2 separate regions of the Homo sapiens genome follow, and region 2 is linked to region 1. A link is an interaction called in ENCODE POLR2A ChIA-PET data of the cell type or tissue named here. Cell type or tissue: OCI-LY7. All regions are shown on one strand. Links, peaks and the distances in the headings refer to the core of each region. The heading gives the core; the rest is flanking DNA.

Region 1 (6,195 bases), core at 2,197-4,696:
CTGCTATCAAAGAGCCCATGCGAACGAAAAGGAGATTCTCAGGGGTGGGCAGCCAGGAGGATGAACAGGCAGAATCACAATTCTAACACACAGTAGCCTTACTCATGGGCTCCGGAGTTGTTCTAACGCTCACAGGAATGCTGCAAGAAAGATACGACCTACTTCACTTCTGCTAGTGAAGGAGGCAGGTCAAGGCTCTTCTCATCTGGTTTTCACTTGCTCAGACAATAACAATGATAACAAAATGCTTGCTGCTTCCAAGAATGAACATCTCCATCTGTTTACTCTTGATCTAACTTACCTTTGTCTCTGGAAGAAAACAATTCAAACATAAAATGTTAGAGAGGTCCTTGCTAAGGGGACTAGGCAGGGAAGAGAGTGAATATTACATCTAGGAATCATTTTATGAACTACTCCTAAGGCAGTAGAGCTTTGCTCTTGATCAGTAAACACCAATCTTAGAATGGGGGCAGTTGGGTAAATGGCAAAGCCAATGAGGAAACAGAGTGGAAAAAGGAACAGGCAAACACTCACTTCCCAACTTTCCCAGATAATGAGCCCAGACATCTCCCCCAGGCACCCACTTCTTGGTCACCAGCATCTCTAGCACAGGAAAATGTCTTAAACAATTTTTTTGAGTAATGATTTCCTTAACTTGATGCCAGGCAAATCTCATTCTTTCTCTGGGAAGGATATACTTTGGGATTCCTGCTACAAATTAAATGGTTTGGATGAGTTTGGAAGAAGATCATTTAAGGACAATCAACACTATATAGTTCCGTACACACACATACACACTGCAAAAAGGAAATACTGAAAGTGAACAAGAACCCCGAGGCTGAAGTCCAGGGAGGAACTTCTGTGAGGAAGGATGGCAGCCACAGGGCACAACCCAAACTCAGGTAGGGCTCTGAATCTCTACTTTGAAGTCCAGGCCTACCAAGAAATTAAAACATAAATATAGAAAATCATATAGCAGTGGGGGAACCTGCATGGTTTTTTGTTTTTTTTTTTTTTTTGCTACAGGCTTCCTTCCTTTCTTTAACTTTAGTTGATAAATGGAGGGATTGGGCCTTCTAAATACATGTGGTAACTTGTGTACTTACCTATAACCCAACCAAAAACTGACAGAAACCAAAACATTTCAAATAGACTTCATGAAAGGCACCCTTAAACAGCAAGAGCTTGGCCGAGTGTGAGCAGAGAGCCCCTGGACTCGAGAGACCAGTCTGTGCCGTTCACTGTTGTGTCACTATCATAGGTGTCTAGTCATTATTTGCTGAATGACTGACTCAAAAAATTTCATAGATGGAGGGCAAGTTCCACCATTTCCAGCTCCTGCCTTGACCCAGAAGCTCCGTCCATGAAGCAGCACTGCAGGGTTTTGAGTGTGGCCCACGTCTGCCCTGGTGCCATCTAGTGACCCTGGGAGTCCAGATGAACTGGGTGGAGCAGCCTTCCCAGGCCCACTCATATGGGCAGACCCCTTTTTCCAGGGGGCATAGCAGGGCTGAGAAAGAGGAGGATGGCTCTGCTCTTTAGGTAATCCCTGTCTCTCTCTTCCCTCCTCTCATTTAGCACCTTTGTGTTTCTTTCTTAAGAAGTGGGCTTTTTCCATCAATGATTGACTGGATAAAGAAAATGTGGCACATATACACCATGGAATACTATGCAGCCATACAAAAGAATGAGATCATGTCCTTTGCAGGGACATGGATGAAGCTGGAAGCCATCATTCTCAGCAAACTAACACAGGAACAGAAAACCAAACACCGCATGTTCTCACTCGTAAGTGGGAGTTGAACAATGAGAACACATGGATACAGGGAGTGGAACAGCACACACCAAGGCCTGTTGGGAGTTAGGGGGCAAGGGGATGGAAAGCATTAGGACAAAGACCTAATGCACGTGGGGCTTAAAACATAGATGACGGGCTGACAGGTGCAGCAAACCACCGTGGCACATGTGACCTATGTAACAAACCTACATGTTCTGCACATGTATCCAAGAACTGAAAGTAAAATTAAAAAAAAAAAAAAGTGGGCTTTTGCTTTCTCTCTAGTTTTCTATCATGTTCAATAAGTTCCTTGCCACCAAATTCTAGAGCTTTGAAGAAAGGCCACAAAGATCCACCTTTGGATTAAAAAAAAAATCATATCTCAACAAAACACACAAATTACATGACAGATAACTTAGAGCAAATGTCCAGTATTCTAAAGAAAACAAACCAAAAGAAACAACAGGCAAAAAACACCTCTCTGATTTTGTCAAGAAACTTGTCTGAATATTTGAATGTTAGTAGCCACATTTATCCCATATTTGCAAGGCAAAAAAATAAACTATAGCAACTAAACAGAGAGAAAAGAATGGATTATGACCTGAAAGTGGCTATTGCTGCTTCATGAACTTATCAAAAGTCAAATAAGCTGGTAGTCTATTCTTTCTCATGCCTTAGCTGTAACAGAGAAGAAAACTGGCTTGGAACAAAACAATGAGAAATGGGGAGGAACACACTTTGATACACAGCTTGAAGATGCCCGTTCTGCTTCACTGTGATGACAGTGCAAAGGAAATGAGCCCGCTAAGGGTTCAGACGTCCTTCGACACCAGACTTTGCCACTTACTTGTACTTCACTTATTTGTTACTTCTTCTATTCCTTCTCTCACTCACTTGGGCATTCACCAACAAGCATTTAGTAAGCACCTGCCTCGGTTCTGCCACAGGTGTGAGGAGGGAAACAGGAGTGAATGAGAGCAAGAGGCGGCTTCAGCCACTGTAGGGACAGCACTCAGGGAGGGTGAGTTTTTTAAAGGCCCATGAAAATGTTCCAGACCTCAAAATAATTAGTTGGTTCCAAAATGAAACAGAAACTATAAAATTAAAAGTAGTAAACATTTAATTAAGTGTCTACGAAATGTACCATCTCAACTATTTATAACTCAACTCACATATATGATGATATATATTATACACGGGATCTGTGGGACAGATAGGAGATTGCGTATGTTTTAATACACTTGAAATGATGTGGGGCAGGGCTTTCAAAAGTAAAAGTCCACGAAGGTCCTCAAATGTCCCCACATGATGGGCACGATATCCCTCCTCTCCGAGGCACACACCAGCTGCCAAGATTGCCTTGTGAAATACTGAAGAAAGTCGCATCCCTGAGCCTCAATTTCTTTATGAAAACAAACAAAAACAATGGTCCTCAAGGCAGTTTTGAGAATCAAATAAAAAAAGTACATTGGAAAATATTTCACAGGCTGGCAGAGATGAAAAGTAAAATTGTTAACTCCTTACATCTTTATTCCTCCAGGTGGTGAGTGCCTCTCGCTATGTTTGATGCTACACACCTGCTGCCTGAGCAGCCCCTGAGAAGAGAAATGGACCTCTACCAGTGCCTAAAAATAAGGCTGCTTCCGTGCCCTCTGGCAGCCAACAGATGTTCACGATGGACAAATTCACACACAAACCAGGATGCTTCATGTACAGATAAAACTTGGTCCATATCATGAGACTCATATCATGAGACAAAGGTTAAAAAGGGGGGAAAAAAGCTTATTTTAGTAAAAAATGAAACCATTTTTCAATTAGTTTCAGTTCTAAGCAGACACCGTCTTCTGTTTGTCCTAAAAATGAGAAGCTGGAGACAGCTCCTCAATTCAGTTTTATTTCTCTCTTTTGTTGGCACTTTAAGAAACACCTTAATTCTCCCAGCTAGCAACAATAGTAGGTAAAAGGGGAAAATACATTCAATTCTGGGAAGAAAGGATCACATAGCACAGTGCAGAAGTATATCCTAGGAGGCCATGTGATTTTATTCTTTGTCATTTTTCTCTTTTCCCTTTTCTTCTTCATGGACAACCATTTAAGGAATGCGGGGGGAGAGGGCTGGGATGACGATGTGACCAGGTTAAAAGCAGCCCAGGACATAAAATAAAAAATTAAGGGGGGGGGGACAGTTGTAAACTTCTGAAAATAGAAACTGCCTCAAATGTGTTATTCCAGTACACCAGACCCTCCTTCTGAGTTCAAGATTCCCTTTGTGCCTCGCCACAGGATGTGTTAAGATGATATACAGTGTGTTTAAATAAAACAAGAAAACAAACCAAGAAAAATTTAGCATTATGAAGAATGAGAGTCTACTAAAAATACTCTAAAATGACTTCAAACATGAAATCACATTTAAAAAATAACTTTTTAATGACTTAGGCATAAGTGACTCAGGAACATATGGATTACATTTCCTTCAAAATGCATATGGCTTTAACAATTGGGGGAGATTTGTTTGGTTTGTAGGACACAGTTCTGAAAAGGAAAGAAGTCTGTCAAACGGGACTCACGTTTTCTGGTGCTTTCTTTGGTGACGGAGTCAATTGGCCTTAATGGCCATTACCTAAGAAACTTGGAACAGCTTCCTTGGATGTAGTTTAACTCCCTTTCCCTATTTAGGCAAAGTATTCAACACATTTATAATAAATGACTCTCCTTCACCCCTAATATCTCAAGCATCAAAAACAGGTCTACTTCCTTAAAAAAAAAAAAAAAAAAAAGGCTGAGCTGTCTTAGCCCAGAGCAAATGGCTATTGCTGCTTTGTGACAGTTGGGCACAGACTTATATACAGGGATGTTTTTCATTCTTTTAGCCCATTAGGAACTAAGGTCAAGAGAATGTCACTTTTTTTTTCTTAAAAACACAAATTTTAGACAAAGTCTGCAACAATCAGGCTCTCTGTTACCGGCCGAGCCTTCGGTTTTTATCACACCAACCTCACACTCTCACCAATGCTACTGCCACCACCACCATGACTATAAAACACCTCAGTGTTCTGACATGGGAAGAGTAGCTTCTGGTTGGTGGAGCCCATCTCACATTAGCCAGAGACAAAGCAACACCTTGTTTATCCCGGCTTGGCTTTTGGCCTGTGTCCATGACTGGTCCATACCTTGGACACATGGATGGTTAAAGAAAGAAAAAAAATCCCTTAGCATTCACAATGTTTAACTGTTTCCAAAAGGCACCCTCAAATATCATCTTCTTCCATCCTGGAGGACAGTTATGACAAGTACTGAACCCACTCCTCAGATGAGGAAATTGAGAGCTGAGGTTCAGGGAAAAGCCACATAGCAACAACTAGCCATTCTGCAAACACCGATTATACTTTCATGCCTTGGCTTCTTTTATTGTTTCCTTTGGCTAATTTTTAATAGTCACCCCCTCTAGAATGCCAACTGCCCCACTTAAAAATTCCCCATTTTCAAGGGTCAGAACAAATGGCACATGTTTCGGAGAGAGTGCGCAAACATTCAATCTCCAAGTGCGATGCTCTTTTTTGTGTGTCAAGTGGGCTAAGCCACCATCTCAGGTTATTCAATTAAACACTAATCAGGGTGCTGCTGTGAAGGCATCTGGTAGATGTGATTAAAGTCCATAATCAGCTGACTTTAAGGGAGATTATTTTAGATAATGTGGATGAGCCTGATTCAATCGGTTAAAAGGCCTTAAGAGCAGAGCTGAAACTTCCCTGAAGAAGAAGAAATTCTGCTTGTGGACTACAGCTTCAGCCAAGTGCCTGAGAGTTCCTGCTCACCCTTCCTGACGGCCTGCCCTACAGATTTTGGACTTGCCTGGTCAGCCTCCACAATCACATAGGCACTTCCTTGCAATAATAGCTCTTAATATATGTCTCCACTGGTTTTGTCTCCTGGTTGAACCTTAACTGATAAACCAGGTAATATCCCCTCTGGGTTCTTCCAGTTTATACAACTCTTATATCATTTCCAGCTTATTGGTGGTACTGTAACTTCTTTGTAGGTAGGCTCATGTCTCCTATCTTTGTAAACTACACAGCACTAAATATTTGCTGCAAGAATTAAATTATGTTATGCAAGAGCAGGACAGAGGGTGTTTCACCCTCCTATGAGATAAGTAAAACTCATACAAAATGCTCATGAAGAGATATAACTAGCAAAAGAGAGTCATGGCCTTAGAAGTAATTTTACTGAAGAAATATTACTGTCACCTACCAACAGGTTACAGAGTTTCTCTTCATTGTACAGGACAGTCCTGTGCCTGCAGGGTATTTAACATTCCTGGGCCCCTGGCACTGAATGAAAATTGTAACCCCTCTACCCTGACTCCTATCATTTCAACAACCCAAAAGCCCTCTCACACACACATTTGCAAATGCCTC
Region 2 (4,199 bases), core at 1,588-4,087, 83 kb after region 1:
CAAGGGGATTCCATGATTTACACAGTTCTGGAAGACTTGGACGTGCTCTGACTGGCTTGAGCTTTAGCAACCCTCACCTTGTACCTGCAGGTGATGGGTCAGGGACACGGAAATGGTAGCACCCTGCCCATCAGCCAGACACAGACTTCAGCATTTGTCTTGTGCAATCTTTTAATTTTCCCAACAAGTCCATGACATGGGTACTATTATTGGTCTCATTTTACAGATGAGAGACTGATACTTAGAAAAGTAATTGAATCAAGGGCCTAGGACTATGAAGTACAGAGCTAGGAGGAAGAGGGAGTGGCACTCAAAAAAGTGTGCTGAAAGAAGGAGAATTCAATAAGGAAACCATTCCCAGTACTTCATCCCTGATGGATATACCTTCGGCTGGCCTTTGCTCGGCATCTATATGTCTGGAAAAGTATAATTAGGGTTTATAATCTGTAATGCAGAACATGAGAACAAGCAAAAGTCTGACTAGAAGCCATATAACTGTTTATGGAAACACAAGTCTAACAATATGTTTTGACCCACAAAACACTTTGAGAAAATGAAATCTACTGATTTCTAATTTGTATTCCTCAACAAAACTTTTCCAAAAACACTACATGCCTTCAAGTCTGCTACGAGGTTTTGTTTCACCAGATAGTTTTAATCTCCTTTATTATTTTCTGAGATCTTTTGTTATCCTTTTCCCCTTCAACCCTTATTTTACTGTTGGTTCTTAGCTGAACTTTAAGAAAACTCAATCGCAACTAACGTGAAAATGTATAAAACCCTGATCAAAGGGGGACCTCAAGCCATTGTTAAAAATAAAGATCTCTGAAGAGGACCCTGAAATAATGCAGAGCACATAAAGAACACCTCTCTCATTACTTGGGCAGTCCACCTCTAGCCGAATGGGTGACAACAGCTCTGATGAGTCCCTTCAGACTGAATAAGCAGAACAAGTCAGTCCAGCAGCATGGGAAATACCACGACAAACCATGTGTGTTAAACAGTACACAGTCAGCATGCTCAAGACCCTGGATAGCAATCACAGGCAGTGCACTCAGAGATGCTGAAGTGGAATTTATGAATTTTAAATGAACGTTTACAGTTTCTTGGGGCAAATCTTTAAAATTACTGCTGCAAGGTAAAAAGCTTTGAACTTAATGTTCCCAGACACGTTTTCACCCTTTCTGTATCCAACTACAACCCTCTCTGTGGCAATTCCTGCAAATACACCTTAAATCACTTGCCATGGAAGTTGTTTAATTCCTAACGTGCAGATTCTCAGACCAGAGATTTGATAACTCCTGATCGTGACTAACACAATTGTTATTCATGTAAAATACCTGATTGAGGAAAACAAAACCAAATTGTAGACATAACAATAATGATAAAAAAGAAAATGTGTCTCCCTTTAGAAAAACCAGAGTTCTTCACTGCCCTTTGGCAAAGAAAGAAATGTACACAGTACTATGCTTTACACATAGCCTTTTCACAAACATAAGTTTTTCCCTTGCCACACCTTAAAAAGAAAAAAAAAACAAGACACAAAGGTCAGGATAAAGATGAGAATTAGGACAAATGAGTCAATGAAAAATGTGGTAAGACTCATAATAGTCTGATCCTTAGGTTTTCACTCCCAATTAGACACTCTAGACCTTTTTTACAGGAGTCACTGGTGGTTTGGATTTTTAAGTTTATAACTAATATTATTAAAACTGAATTTTTGAAAAAAAAAAACCTCACTGAGATTTCATGATCCAAACAGTATTTAATACACAATTTTTTAAAGTCTGAATTTTTGATCTATTCTAATTTCTGTAACACTATCACATCTGAAGTTGTAGATTTTATTCAGTAAGTTCTTACCCAGAGAACACTCAATTATAGCATCCGTTTGTCGAGGGCTTATGATCCTGTAACTTTTGAGGGAAAATTCCTCAGTGTAATTAGGGAGGGAAGTTTAAATATTCCACCAATGCTGCTCACCAACTACGTGGCTGTATGGGCAAGCACTAAGGAATCTAACACTTACTCACTAGAAGTAAACTATCTTCCATGTCTAACATGTCCTCACTTCCGATTCAGCAGCTCATAGTAGGGAAGAAAAGGGAAGGAGGCCACCCTGAGTCGGCCATCAAGCTGTATAAACCAGACAGGACTTCTATTAGAAAACTACTTCACCATCTGCATACGTGTTGTATCTGTTTAAATGACTTTAAGGTTATTCTTTAATGGAAAAATACCAAACATTAGTAAACAATAAATTTCCATCAACACTACATTGGTTATTAGTAAAAAGATGGATCAGATAGTATTCATTTTTAATTCATAGACTCTACTTGCACATTCAATACAAAAGAGCATTGCAAGTTTATAAAGTCATTTTTCTGCTGCCTGCATAGTACTGAATTATTTAAAACTCATTTGAAAAACACACATACACCTGACAGTTTTTAAAATACTGTTTGACAAGAGCATTTTCAACATCTATAAAAATATGTGCTAGAAAAGCAGATTCTGTACACACTGTCTTTCATTAGCAAGTCCTAAAGTATTTTTACCTACTGGTGCATCACACTTCACAAAACTGCCTGAAAGAGGAGGAAATGTGACCCTCTGTTGAGAGTTCAAATTACTTGGTATATATCACGCAGTGAATTTATACCACCCTTTAACTAAAATTAACTGGTCCATCAAAATCTGTTCAATGTCAGTTACACTGAGGAATTCTCCCTCAAAAATTACAGGATCATAAGCCCTCAACAAACTGACACTATAATTGAATGTTCTCTGGGTAAGAACTCATTGAATGAAATCTACAACTACAGATGCAATTAGAACACATCAGAGAAACTCAAAGACATTTTAATAATTATATTATAAATACTGACTGGATCATATCTCAGTGATGCTTTCTTTTAAAAAGAAAAGTTTTTATAATATTAGTCAACAACTTTTAAAAACTCCAAACCAACAGCGACTCTTTTAAAACAGTCTTAGAACAGAAAAAGTTATTCTCTCCCAAAATATACATCATCCTCAAAGTGGACCTAGCCTCCTCCGTATCTGTGGCTACATCTTTTCAAATCTACTGTTTTAAGTATTTTTTCTAATTTTCTTAATTAAACCTGCCACAGGCTTGTCTACTTGTTTTTTCAAAGATATAGCTCTTCATTTATTAATTCTATCATTTTTTCCTTTTTAGTTTATTAAAATTTGCCTTTATCATGATCAGTTCCATGTTCCTCTATTTATTTGTTCCTTTTCTAGTTCTTTAAATTAAAGACTAAGCTTACTTACTCTTTAAAATTTTTTGGTATATAATAGAAAGCATTTAAAAGTTTGCCAAAGCCCACAGGTTTGATATGTAGTATTCTCAATGTTTATGTCTAAAATCTTTTTTTAAAAAAATTCCCCTTAATTAGGGAGTTAGTTCTCAAGTGATTATGACTATTGTTTTGCCTTTTCTTCACGTTCAGTTTTTAAAGTCATTATTACCTTGTGATGAGAATATGCCCTATAAAATTCTGTATTTTTAGAGAAGATTGAAGTTGCCTTTGTAGCCTAATCTTGTCATCTTTGTGTGAGACGAGGCAGGACCGTGTCCTGCACAACACTTGCAGGAGGAGCTTCCACTGTCCTACTCCAGTTGCTCAGCCGCGTTTTCAGGTCTTCTACATGCTCCGTTTTCCCTTTTCTTGTTTGAATCCCACACTTTGCCTTCTAGCTCTGTGCTCAGATTTTGGATCTCACATCTTTCCTTGCTGCCCACTCCAAACTTAGGGACTTGGGTCCCTAACTCAGCTATTTTTACATTTTGCTATTTATCTTTAGCTGGGCCAGACACCCCAAACGCTGGCTTCATTCAACAAATATTTATTGAGTAACTACAATGTACCAAGCACTGTTTGAGTCACTGAGGATAAGCAGAGAACAAGACTAATAGAGAATATCCCTGCCCTCTGGAACTTGGAAGAGACAAATAAGTTAAGGGTTGTAAAAATAGGGTGCTATGGTAGTCCCCGCTTATGTGCTGTTTCACTTTCCACGGTTTCAGTTACCCACAATCAATCTTGGTCTGAAAATATTAAATGGAAAATTCTATAAATAAACAAGTTTTATATCACACACTGTTCTGAGTACTGTGATGAAATCTCACGCTGTCTTGCTCCATCCCACGTGGGACACAAACCATCCCTTTG

The links. Peaks named below come from ENCODE experiments on the same cell type or tissue, not always from the same donor. Only the 100,000 strongest peaks of a DNase experiment are listed, where the experiment ranks them.
Region 2: POLR2A ChIA-PET joins it to region 1 with 5 read pairs; 2 of 35 experiments call an interaction of 5 or more read pairs at or near these places.

Annotation. Positions count from the first base shown.
Region 1 is chr2:226,967,754-226,973,948 of GRCh38, reverse strand. The region is part of intron 8 of RHBDD1 (rhomboid domain containing 1); the gene reads right to left. It overlaps LOC124900533 (small nucleolar RNA SNORA48), which reads left to right and starts at 4,827; the gene lies at 4,827-4,960. It also overlaps a transcript of COL4A4 not described here. RefSeq lists an enhancer at 3,381-3,450. In OCI-LY7, for the core only: a CTCF peak has its summit at 3,289; DNase peaks (open chromatin) are centred at 2,688, 3,388 and 4,418; H3K4me3 peaks cover 2,500 bases; H3K27ac peaks cover 2,500 bases.
Region 2 is chr2:226,885,947-226,890,145 of GRCh38, reverse strand. The region is part of intron 5 of RHBDD1 (rhomboid domain containing 1); the gene reads right to left. Among named protein-coding and RNA genes, the nearest start is that of RHBDD1, 52 kb to the right of the region's middle. In OCI-LY7, for the core only: no CTCF peak of the experiment used is centred there; no DNase peak of the experiment used is centred there.